Regions from separate parts of the Homo sapiens genome. Here regions 1 and 3 are each linked to region 2. The links are chromatin contacts, found by Hi-C in ENCODE. All regions are on one chromosome and are shown on one strand. The core of a region is the stretch at or near the end of the contact, and the rest is flanking DNA. Distances in the headings are between cores, read along the strand shown.

Region 1 (3,270 bases), core at 416-2,915, 5.5 Mb before region 2:
CATGTTGGTCAGGCTGGTCTCGAACTCCTGACCTCAGGAGTAATCCGCCCGCTTCGGTCTCCCAAAGCACTGGGATTACAGGCGTCAGCCACCGCGCCCGGCCTAGGAAGGTTTCTTAATTGTCATTACTTTCCAGGAGCACAGGGCTCAGGTAGAATTCAACGTTGTCAATATGCAGGGTTAAATGAGTTGTTTACTTTACAAAAGTGACATCTTAAATGTGCTTCTAATGTCCTCTTGTTTCATAATATGCTTGTATTATAATACTTAATTAGTCTCTACGGATGACCACGTTCTTAGTTTCAAAGGTTTTTTTGAGGTTCCTGCAGCTGCTAAACTTGGGGTTCCTGAAGTAATATTTCATTTTCGAAAGCTGTTTTTTTTCTTAGACTCCTCTTACAGAATTGCCAGCTCGTCTGCACAGCCTGTCTATTTGAACCTACGTTTATTTTGACCCACCCCAACCCCCAAAGCAGGTGGCCAGGAAAAAATAAAAGGTCCCAACACCTTTTCTTTTGTTTTCTGGATCTCCTCCTTTCCGGAAGCAGGGGGTCAGTGACAGGAACTTTTCGACCCCAGCTTAGTGTCTCTTAATCCCTCTTTAGCCCGTGGAAGCCTCGGAAGGCGTGGCCAGGGCAGGGCATCCAAGCCGAGCGCCGGGGGTTGGCACCGTCTCTCTCCCTGGCACGGCGGAGACAACTGAATACTGAAAGACAAAACCAACACACCGCGAGGAATGAGCCACGCCTCCATCCACGCCACAAAGGCACGTTTCCAAGATCTTTTTAGGATCTTACCCATGTTTTGCAGGGAAAAGCGACACAGACCTGAAGCGCCTTCAGGTTTTTTTTTTTTTTTTTTTTTTTTTTAAGACGACGTCTCCCTCTGTTGCCCAGGCTGGAGTGCAAAGGCGCGATCTTGGCTCACAACCGCCGCCTCCTGGGTTCAAGCGATTCTCCTGCCTCAGCCTCTCGAGTAGCTGGGACTACAGGCACCCGTCACCACGCCCGGCTAATTTTTGTATTTTTAGTAGAGACGGGGTTTCACCATATTTCCCAGTCTGGTCTCGAACTCCTGACCTCAGGTGATCCACCCGTCTCGGCCTCCCAAAGCGTTGGGATTACAGGTGTGAGCCAACGCGCCCTGCCAGCCTTCAGTTATTTTAATGAAGCGATTTTGTACAAATCAGCCAGAGGGAGGGAGAGTGGGAGGGAAGAGGAGGGGTCAGCCAGTCCTTCCAGTTAGGAGAGTCCCGGCTCACTCACTGCTTCTAACTCACTGCTCACTCACCGCTTCTTAGCTTAGGAATCACCTACAATAACCTCGTGTCACTGTATCTTGTGATTTCAAACAAGGAACCCTAAAAACCTGAAGGCACACTGGGTGCCGCTCAACAATAAGGCTCGGCTGCCAAGACGAAAAAAAAATTGCCCTTTCTCCTCCTGCCACCCTGGAGGTGCCAGGTTGTAATCTGCAAATGTATTGTCTGGCCCTTAGGGCTTGACAGTTAATGATTGGTCGCTGAAGGAGCCGAGCGGAGGAGCGAGAGGGACGCGAGCAAGCGAGCGAGGGAGGGAGCGCAGGGCCAGAGCGGAGCCCCAGCCGGCCGCACAGGCACCGCCTCCCGTCTTCCGGGACCCGGCACTTCGGGGGTTTTGGGCGCCGGAGACGCGCAAGGGCGCCGATGGAGGCAGACTCGCCAGCGGGCCCCGGCGCCCCAGAGCCCCTCGCGGAGGGAGCGGCGGCCGAGTTCTCCAGCCTGCTGCGCAGGATAAAAGGCAAACTCTTCACCTGGTGAGTGGAAGGGGCGTGCTGCAGCTCCGCTGGGGCGTGGGGGCGGCTGCGGGCCCTGCGCGCACGTGGACAAGGAGCACACTCTCTGAGGCCCCCAGCAGGGAGGCAGAGGTGGCGGCCGCACGGACTTCGGTTCGGGGCTCAACACGCACACCAGGTATGGTGCGCTTCACCTGGCGTCGGGAAGCACTTGGTGCGTCTCCCTCGGCTCCCGTTTCGAAATCGTGGCGATGTATTTTGGAGGATTTGGGGGGAAACCCACCCTGTGGCACTATTAGGTCGGTCCTCTGGGGCGTTCCGCGGTGGAGGGACGAGGTCCCCGGGGATGCTGTGAAGGAGGAGTGCCCACCTCGGGCTGGGCAGGTGGGTGAGCGCCACTTCCTGGCGCCGGCGCCCTCATTCCATCTGCTGCCGAGCCAGCCAGACTGGGCGCGGTGATTCAAGAGTTGACCGAAGTGAGAAATCCTGGTTAAGTTTTGTGCTGCTGCCGGGTGGGAGACCAGAGCCGGCTCTCTCTTCCTGGGCCTGAGCGAGGTGATATAGCCACCCCCAGGGCTGGGGTCCAGGGAAGCCTGTTTGTGGTATCACTATGCTCTGTGCGAAGTAGGGACAAATGTTTTTAAGGAGTGGGCAGCGACTCTAGAAAGCGTTTCTGTGGTTGCTGGAGGACTTGCACTCTGGAAATGAGAGAACCCAGGACCTAAATAGTGAAAGACATTTATTGGGCACTCGCTCTGTGTCAGGTACTGTGCATAACAATTTATATGGATAATATCAGCTAATCCTCACCACTTTAGGAGATGGTACTATTGTTATATCCACTTTGCCGCTGGAGAAACAAAGAAGGCTAAGCAATTTGCCCAAGGCCACAAGATGATCTTTAAGGGGTGATGCGTTCAAGCCGTAGTCTAAACAGCGTTGGCCACTGACAACTCATGAAACAGATATTTGATTTTTTTTTCATATTAACAAAGCGAATTTCCCTTTAACGATTGTGAAAGATAGTCCTGAAAAGCCATACCATTTTAAAAACGAGATCGATAAAGGTGTAAGCATTTTTTATCATATAAATAGTTTGAAATTGATGCATGTGTTTAAAGGGGAAAGTTGGCCGAAAACCACCTTGTAGCATCCAGTTGTGTATGTCCTGATACATTTGTTAAAAGTTCTCAGCTGGGAGGCAATTCAGTGTAATGGCTAAGGGCACTCACATTCTGGACTCAAATCCTGGCTGGGTGACCTTGGACAAGTCAGTTCTCTGTGCTCCAGTTCCCTCCCTTCCCTCCCTCTCTCCCTCTCTCCTTCCTTCCTTCCCTCTCTCTCCTTCCTTCCTTCCTTCCCTCTCTCCTTCCTTCGTTCCCTCTCTCCTTCCTTCCGTCCTTCCTTCCACAAGTCAGTTATCTGTACTCCAGTTCCCTCCCTCCCTCCCTCCCTCCTTCTTTGTTCCTTCCTTCCGTCCGTGTCCGTCCGTCTTGG
Region 2 (3,516 bases), core at 1,005-3,504:
CAATAGGCTCAGCTCCCTAGCCCATGCCCTATGCACCTCTTCTAAACCTTCAACACCTTCCTCAAATTTCTCCACTGCACTCCATCTCATTTTCAGTCAATTACTTTGCCTTCTGTTTCTCAAAGAAAAGAGACATCATTGAGCAGGAACCTTCTCACGTTCTCATATCCAAGCCGTTTTGGCTCACAACCTACTTGCTGTCTCAGTTAAAGACTTGCCCCCTTATGGGATCCTACACTGTCCTACTGCCTCAGAAATCTTGTTCTTAATCCCATCCCCTCATTGCTTCAACTCTCATTCCTGTCACTCTCGACTGGCCTTTTTCCTTTCACATAACCATGCTTAAATCTATCTCAACTTTCAAATGAAAGAAATTTTTAAAATTCTCTTTCGGCCGGGTGTGGTGGCTCATGCCTGTAATCCCAGCACTTCAGGAGGCTGAGGCGAGTGGATCACGAGGTCAGGAGACTGAGACCATCCTGGCTAACACGGTGAAACCCCGTCTCTACTAAAAAAAATACAAAAAATTAGCCGGGTGTGGTGGCATGCACCTGTAGTCCCAGCTGCTCAGGAGGCTGAGGCAGGAGAATCGCTTGAACCCGGGAGGTGGAGGTTGCAGTAAGCCGAGACTGCACCACTGCACTCCAGCCTGGGTGACAGAGTGAGACTCTGTCTCAAAAAAAAAAAAAAAAAATCCTCTTTCAACCACACTTTCCACTCTAGCAACTACCCTGTATCACCCCTTCTCTTCACAGCCAAGCAAACTGGACATGTGTGTATGGTTAATGTCTCCATTTTCCCTCTCCCATTTACTCATTAAGTCAGCATCACTTAAAACTGCTTTCGGTGTTAATAACACCAATGGCTTTTTTGCTAAAACCAATGGAAATGTTTGCATCTGACACTGGGACACACTTCCTCTTAGAAATGTCCCATTCCCTGGGCTTCTCTGATACCAAGCTCTTGGGATTCTTCTTTCATTTCTAGTGGTTCCTTCTCAGATTGGCTCAGTCCCCAGCCTCTCCTCTTCTGACTCATTCATTTAACCTACCAAGAAGGCAACCTCCCCAGTCCCAGGGCTGTTGGGCATCCCTACCCTTTGGGCATGCAGCACATCCATTTTTCTGACACTGGAGGGCAAGTGTGCCTTTTCTTTCTGCCTCCCGCTAGACAGTAAGCTCTTTTAGAATGGCAACTATTAATATGTTTCATCTCTGTACCTGCCCTCCCACTCATAGCATCTGCAGAGCTTGGTATATGGGGTAGACACGAAGACTTCCCGTTGAAGAAGTAAATGACTGAGACCTGAGTGACCACAGTACTTCTATCAATTTTATATTAATGACCACAGAGTCAGCTCAGTGATTGATTAGTATCAGGCTTTGGAGTCAGACATCGGGGGTGCCCAATACCAAGCAGTCCGGTAACCAGAAGCATGACCTTGCACAAGTAAATCTCCAAGAGCCTCAGTTTCCTCATTGTCAAATGGAGATAATTATGGTACCTGCTTCTTAAGATTATGATAATTAAACGTGAAAAATACATGTAAAGTCTTCAGAGACAAACCTAGCACATAGCAGGTAGCAGTACTTAATGTTAGCAATAAATAATAGCAAATAAAGTCAATATTTAATATTATTGTTACGTTAGCATCAGGTACATGCCTTCGACAATGTATTGATCAGAGTAAGAGCACTACTAGGTTTCCATGCTGATCACCAGGAAGACAACCAAAAACTGCTGTCTTCCTACCACCGCTTGGAAACATGCGTCCATTTGCTCATTAAACGTTTTACTTCCTTCCTGTGCCAGAGCTCTGCCTTAGGCTCTGTCCTGAAATTTATTTGGCACCTGCAAAGGCCCAGTGATAACTCTTGGCAACCGAATCAAAATGCCACAACTTCACAATTCCACTGGCTCACTCCAAACGTGAAATAGAAATTGAGCACCTGGAACCTATCTAGAGCCTGCTTTTGGGCCCTGGTGTTTGATAACTGCGCCCCACCCACTGACTCTCAACCTCTGCAGCGCCCCGGGCTCTAGCCCTAAGCGCCCCTCGGCCAGCCGCTGGCACATCTCTTACACCAGGGGAGGCGCGCGCGCGCGCACACATACACACACACACACGCACACACACACACACACACACCAGCCTTCCTTGCCCACCTGCTGCCCAGAGGCCGACGACGCATGCACCAGCAAGGACAAGCCCAGTCTTTTCAAGCGACACCTGTCGCCTGGCCTTTTCCGTGCCGGAGGGCGCGAGTCTCACGCTGTCTTTTAAATGCGTCACCCAAATCCCCACCCCTATCTGTACCAGGCGTTCCGCACTCCTCCCAGTGGTTTGCATGTGCACTGGTGCTTTCCTTTTAGGACTTAGGGGAACTCCAGCGGTAATAACCACACACACTTCCTCTTAATCAGTGGCCTGGCAAACCCACTCGGGGATTTCCATGACCCAAAAGCATGACTCTTAACCGTGGCATATCTTCGCGGCATTTACTGAAAGACATTTGCTTCATTGCTCGTGGGTCAGAGGAAATCTTGATAACAACCCATATAGAGAGGACGATCATTGCTTAGCCTGCCTGGAAAAGGTCAATATGCCCTGTTCTCCACCCTCCATCCGCCATACACTTTACACGTAAAAAGGTTAGGTTTTTCAATCTTCTACTATAGCTGCAGAAGTCCAGCATTTAAAAAAAAAAAAATCGAAACTTTGTGAAATATTTCTATTTATTTTTACTTTTTGTTCTGATCAAGAAAGTAAGAGGTGAAAGGAAATGTAGGGGTATGTGAAAAAAATCATGCAGTTCTCCTTTGCAGTTTATTTTACCATTTTAAAGATTGAAATGGCTTGGTAAATTTTCTGTATGGAAATACTTTTGTTTGGTTTGGTGAGTTGTTTTTTTTTTTTTTTTAATAAGTAGGGTGGAGTTGGCTACTTAAAAAAATCCCTCCTTTATAGCCTTTGATCTCACAGGGCAGGTTTCTGAGTTGCAGTGCCATTCTCAGGGAAACCTGACATCTTTGAGTCTAATTGCACTGCCATATTTCCCTCAACGTTCTCTAAGCAGTAAATTTAAGCAACTTTATCTGAGAGCCATCCGTACCAGGGTAACAGATGGATTTGGAGAGCTCATCTGATTTTCTATCTTCCAGTAGATCAAAGACAATTACCAACCAGAGACAGAGCCCATAAAGATTATTGGAGACTTCATCGTTCTGTGGAAACAGCATCCAGTGCATTCTGCACGCAATTGGACTGAGCTGAGGCATCCTCTTGTTTAGGTGGACTTGGCTGTCCATAGCAGCTGAAGTTCCAGTTGGAATTATTTCAGAAAGACTAAGTGTATTTATCATATGGAGATTTTAATCCACATTTGAGTCTGCTTCAATCAAGACTTTCTAAGCCATTTTCAACTCACTCCTGAGATTATTGAAAATAATTTGCAGGCCTTACACATTTTTGATTATGTACTCACCAGAAGAATTTTGAAAAGCTCTGCATTCCCT
Region 3 (3,505 bases), core at 323-2,822, 8.5 Mb after region 2:
TTTTTTAATTTGTAGAGGCAGGAGCTCCCTATGTTGCTCAGGCTGGTCTTGAAGTCTGGGCTCAAGTGATCCTTCCACCTTGGCCTCCAAAAATGTTGGAACTACAGGTGTGAGCCACCATGCCTGTCCTGTTATTTCCGAAATTAAGAAGATCTATCCGACTCCCAGAATAATACAACTATTCTTTCATTATTTCTTCTAACACTTTGTTTTACTTTCTTCATTTGGCACTTCAATCCTCAAAAATTACTGTGGAAATAATTTTTGTGTGAGGTATAAAGTAGTATTTACCTTTTTTTGCAAATAGACCCCTAATAATCCTAACAGCACTGCCCTGAAATGACATCTTTAAATTCCCATTTACACTGGGTGTGCTGCATAACTAAATTAAGAATTTTGATTTTTTTTTCAAAAATCCTTGACAATAATGAGAATCTGAAACCCACTCATTATTTCTTCACTTCCCTCCTAGTCTCCTCCCTTCCAGTTTTGCTTTCCCTATAATTCATTTATTAGAAAGCATCTAGAGTAAACTTTAACAAAACCATCTCTACTTATCCTGCAAAAGCTTTCAGTGGTCTTAACACTAGTCAAACGCTTATCCCGGCCTACTGGGTTCTACATGATCTGGACCCGCCTACCTCTTGGACCTCGTCACACATTTCAGTCAAAACAGACCTCTTTTCTGCAGGTGCTACTATCATCATTCACACCGCACAAGGATGCAAAGTAACTCGCCCAAGGTCACACAGCCGGCAAGGGGCAGAGCCCCGATCTAGGGCTCTTTTAGCCACTAAGTGTGCTACATTAAAGGCCCTCTACAGAGAAGCATTCATTTAAACATTTCACGGTTTGACAGTGTCTCTAAACGCTGCCATTCAAGGAGACCCGCAGGAGTATTACGTAAAGTCGTGTCCTACCTTGTCCGGCAGCAACAAAAAGATGACGACCAAGTATCCTTACGCTTCCGCTAGAGGGACACTCAAAAGTTCTCGCACGCACAAGATCACCCCCATCGCGGGAGAGGCGGAGGCCCGCGCGGGTGCTGGGACCCAGACCGGGGGACTCGGGCAGCGGATGCAGGCCTTACCTTCCTCGTCGTCCTGGTCTGCGCTGGACCCGGCGCCCGGCCACTCCTGCGCGTCGCCCTCGGTCCCCGCCGCCTCCTCCTCCTCGGAGCCCGAACCCTGGCTGAAGTCTATCCGCTGGGCCAGACGCGCCAGATTCTGCGACATGGACAGCGGGGGCAGGTACGTCTCGGTGCCATCCAGGCCCACCTCATGGACCTGCTTCTCGCAGGCCGATTCGATGCTGATCCGCACTGCGCGCACCCCGGACATGCTGGCTGCGTCGGCCAGCGGTGGGAGGACCCCCCACGAGCCAAAAAACGAGGTACGAAGAGGAGGCTTCCCTGCGGAGAGCCGGGAACTCAGAAGCCCGCAGCCGCGGTGCCTCAGAAGACCCTCGGGAAACCGAACGCAACGCTCAGACTGGAAACAAAGGAGCTGGCCCAGCAACTTTCCCAGAACGCACCGCAAGCTCCCTCCTCGGTAAGTCTTTCGGAGCAAAACTGGGCAGGCGCGGAAGCTCCAGGGTTCCCTAGAGCGCTTCCGGTGAATCACGGTGCAGGGTGGGGTAAACTTCCGGGCCTATAAGAGGCGTGGCCGGCAGAGGGAGGGAAAGAGCGGTTTGGGAGCCGAGAGTGTGGCGGGTATATTCCTTGCTTTTTAAGCCTGCGTTTGTTTAAAAAGTGGATGAGGAAAGAAAGCTGCAGAGGCTAGAAGAGTTAAGGAAAAGGAAATTAATGGATCCTTGGATCTTAGCAATGAGAGTCCTGTTGAGAGAACTGAGATCTGGTGGCGCGCGCCTGTGGTCCAGCTACGCGGGTGGCTGAGGCGGGAGAATGGCTTGAGCCCTGGAGATGGAGGCTGCAGTGAGCCGAGATCTCACCGCTGCATTCCAGCCTAAGCAACAGAGTGGGATCCTGCCTCAAAACAAAAGTTATTTTAAATTAGCAAGAAATTTTTTAAAGAAACACTATCTGAAGAGTTAGAAATTAAGGGCATGGCTTGGGGGAAACAATCGTGCTTATCACCACTTAAAATTATACTACGTAATTATTTGGTTTCCTGTTAGTTATAACTCTATGACAGCCAATATCTGCAGCAGACATAATAGACTCTGGCATGTAGTAAGTGCTTAATATTTATTTTATGCCCGAGTAACAGAATAAATAATGTTGATCTCGCTTTTTTATTAGTGATGGGGTCCCACTATGTTGCCCAGGCTGAGTGCAGAGGTTATTCACAAGTGCTGTCAGCACGCTACAGCCTGGAGCTCCTGGGCTCCAACGATGCTCCTGCCTTAGCCTCCTGAGGAGCTGGGACTATAGGAGCGTGTCACCATGCCTGGCCTGCAAATAATATTTAAAAGATTAAGAAGAAGTGGTATAACTTCAGTCTTTGGGTCTCCAAGAACGTATTTCATTAGTAGGAATTCCACAGACAAAGATGGATTATTTTATATTACAAACCTCTATATTTCGTTTAAGGAATTATATATACCGTTTATCATGAGTGTTTGCCAGGTTTTGTTCTGACCAAGATATATCTAGGTTTTGAACTACTTTCCTAAGGTATTTAGGAAAATACGGTTGCCCTGGTGTCAGTCCCTGCTGAAGAAGAAAGTAGATGGCCGTGTGTGGAGGGGGTTGAATTTTCATGAGAGAAACCTATTTCTGGCAAGCTGTACAGTCTGTCGCCCAATCATGTTCGAGAACCACTGTACTTGCTTTTCGTGTAAATTTGTTTAAAAATTTTTTTTAACTTTATTTTAAAATCTGATTAATAGCCAGGCGCAGTGGCAGTCTAATAGTGCAGACAAAAACAAGACAACAACAAATGATTATGATTCCTAGAATAAGCAAAGCTTTTGCCACCAAGTCTTCAAGATCAAAACTAGCTGCTTAGCCAGTTGTTTAAAGATGTGTTGGATCTGAAAGGTTAGTTGTTAAGGTTTTCATATTATCCATTAACGTAGTGATATTATCTGATTCATCTGGGATACAGACATAACACACAGTTTTTATGATAATGCAAGTTCCTCCCTGGGCTTCGGTGAGTATGTCAAAAGCCATACGGTTTTGTAATAATGGCCTTTTCCATAAGAATAACTATTGTTTAATAATGGAATACTTATGTAGCTATCTTTTGGGTATAATTGGTTAGGACCTCTATATGCCAAATAACATCTTCAACACTCAGTTGTGGTATGAAGATGGAAGCTAAGTGATCATACCAATGAAACACAGGATGAACCCAATGAGATCATAAATAAGGAAAATTTGCAGGTTTTGGCAAAGTACAAACTACTCAAATATATGATTAAGCATAACCTGAAAAACATCATCCTAACTATCCTGGAAGTAACCATGGTCATAGGTTAGTGCCACATAGCCAAAATGTTCCATTTGGAGCTAATCAATAAATACATTAAATGGCATGCC

The links. A loop is a pair of places that touch in the nucleus more often than their neighbours do. Pooled maps may share reads with other maps.
Region 1: a loop to region 2 is called in a pooled map, with 8 times the contacts of the local background. The contact joins the promoter of SLC35F2 here to the promoter of BIRC3 in region 2. A Hi-C loop is called at or near these places in 2 of 37 single-sample maps with no recorded cell type and 4 of 50 pooled maps.
Region 3: a loop to region 2 is called in a pooled map, with 5 times the contacts of the local background. The contact joins the promoter of MED17 here to the promoter of BIRC3 in region 2. A Hi-C loop is called at or near these places in 2 of 50 pooled maps.

The regions. Positions count from the first base shown.
Region 1 is chr11:107,857,182-107,860,451 of GRCh38, reverse strand. It overlaps SLC35F2 (solute carrier family 35 member F2), which reads left to right and starts at 1,665. Exons shown (of 8, transcript NM_017515.5): 1 at 1,665-1,794. The coding sequence starts at 1,685. It overlaps LOC124902746 (a long non-coding RNA gene), which reads right to left and starts at 1,222. Exons shown (of 2, transcript XR_007062876.1): 1 at 798-1,222; 2 at 1-706. RefSeq lists a silencer at 1,540-1,849 and an enhancer at 2,070-2,139.
Region 2 is chr11:102,316,222-102,319,737 of GRCh38, reverse strand. It overlaps BIRC3 (baculoviral IAP repeat containing 3), which reads right to left and starts at 2,254. Exons shown (of 9, transcript NM_001165.5): 1 at 2,167-2,254. LOC124902739 (a long non-coding RNA gene) reads left to right here and starts at 2,495. Exons shown (of 2, transcript XR_007062864.1): 1 at 2,495-2,652; 2 at 3,166-3,516. RefSeq lists enhancers at 3-82, 1,263-1,462, 2,264-2,623, 2,634-2,703, 1,608-2,807 and 1 more.
Region 3 is chr11:93,782,349-93,785,853 of GRCh38, reverse strand. It overlaps MED17 (mediator complex subunit 17), which reads right to left and starts at 1,572. Exons shown (of 12, transcript NM_004268.5): 1 at 1,091-1,572. The coding sequence starts at 1,340. RefSeq lists silencers at 840-1,034, 1,036-1,165 and enhancers at 1,296-1,515, 1,457-1,751.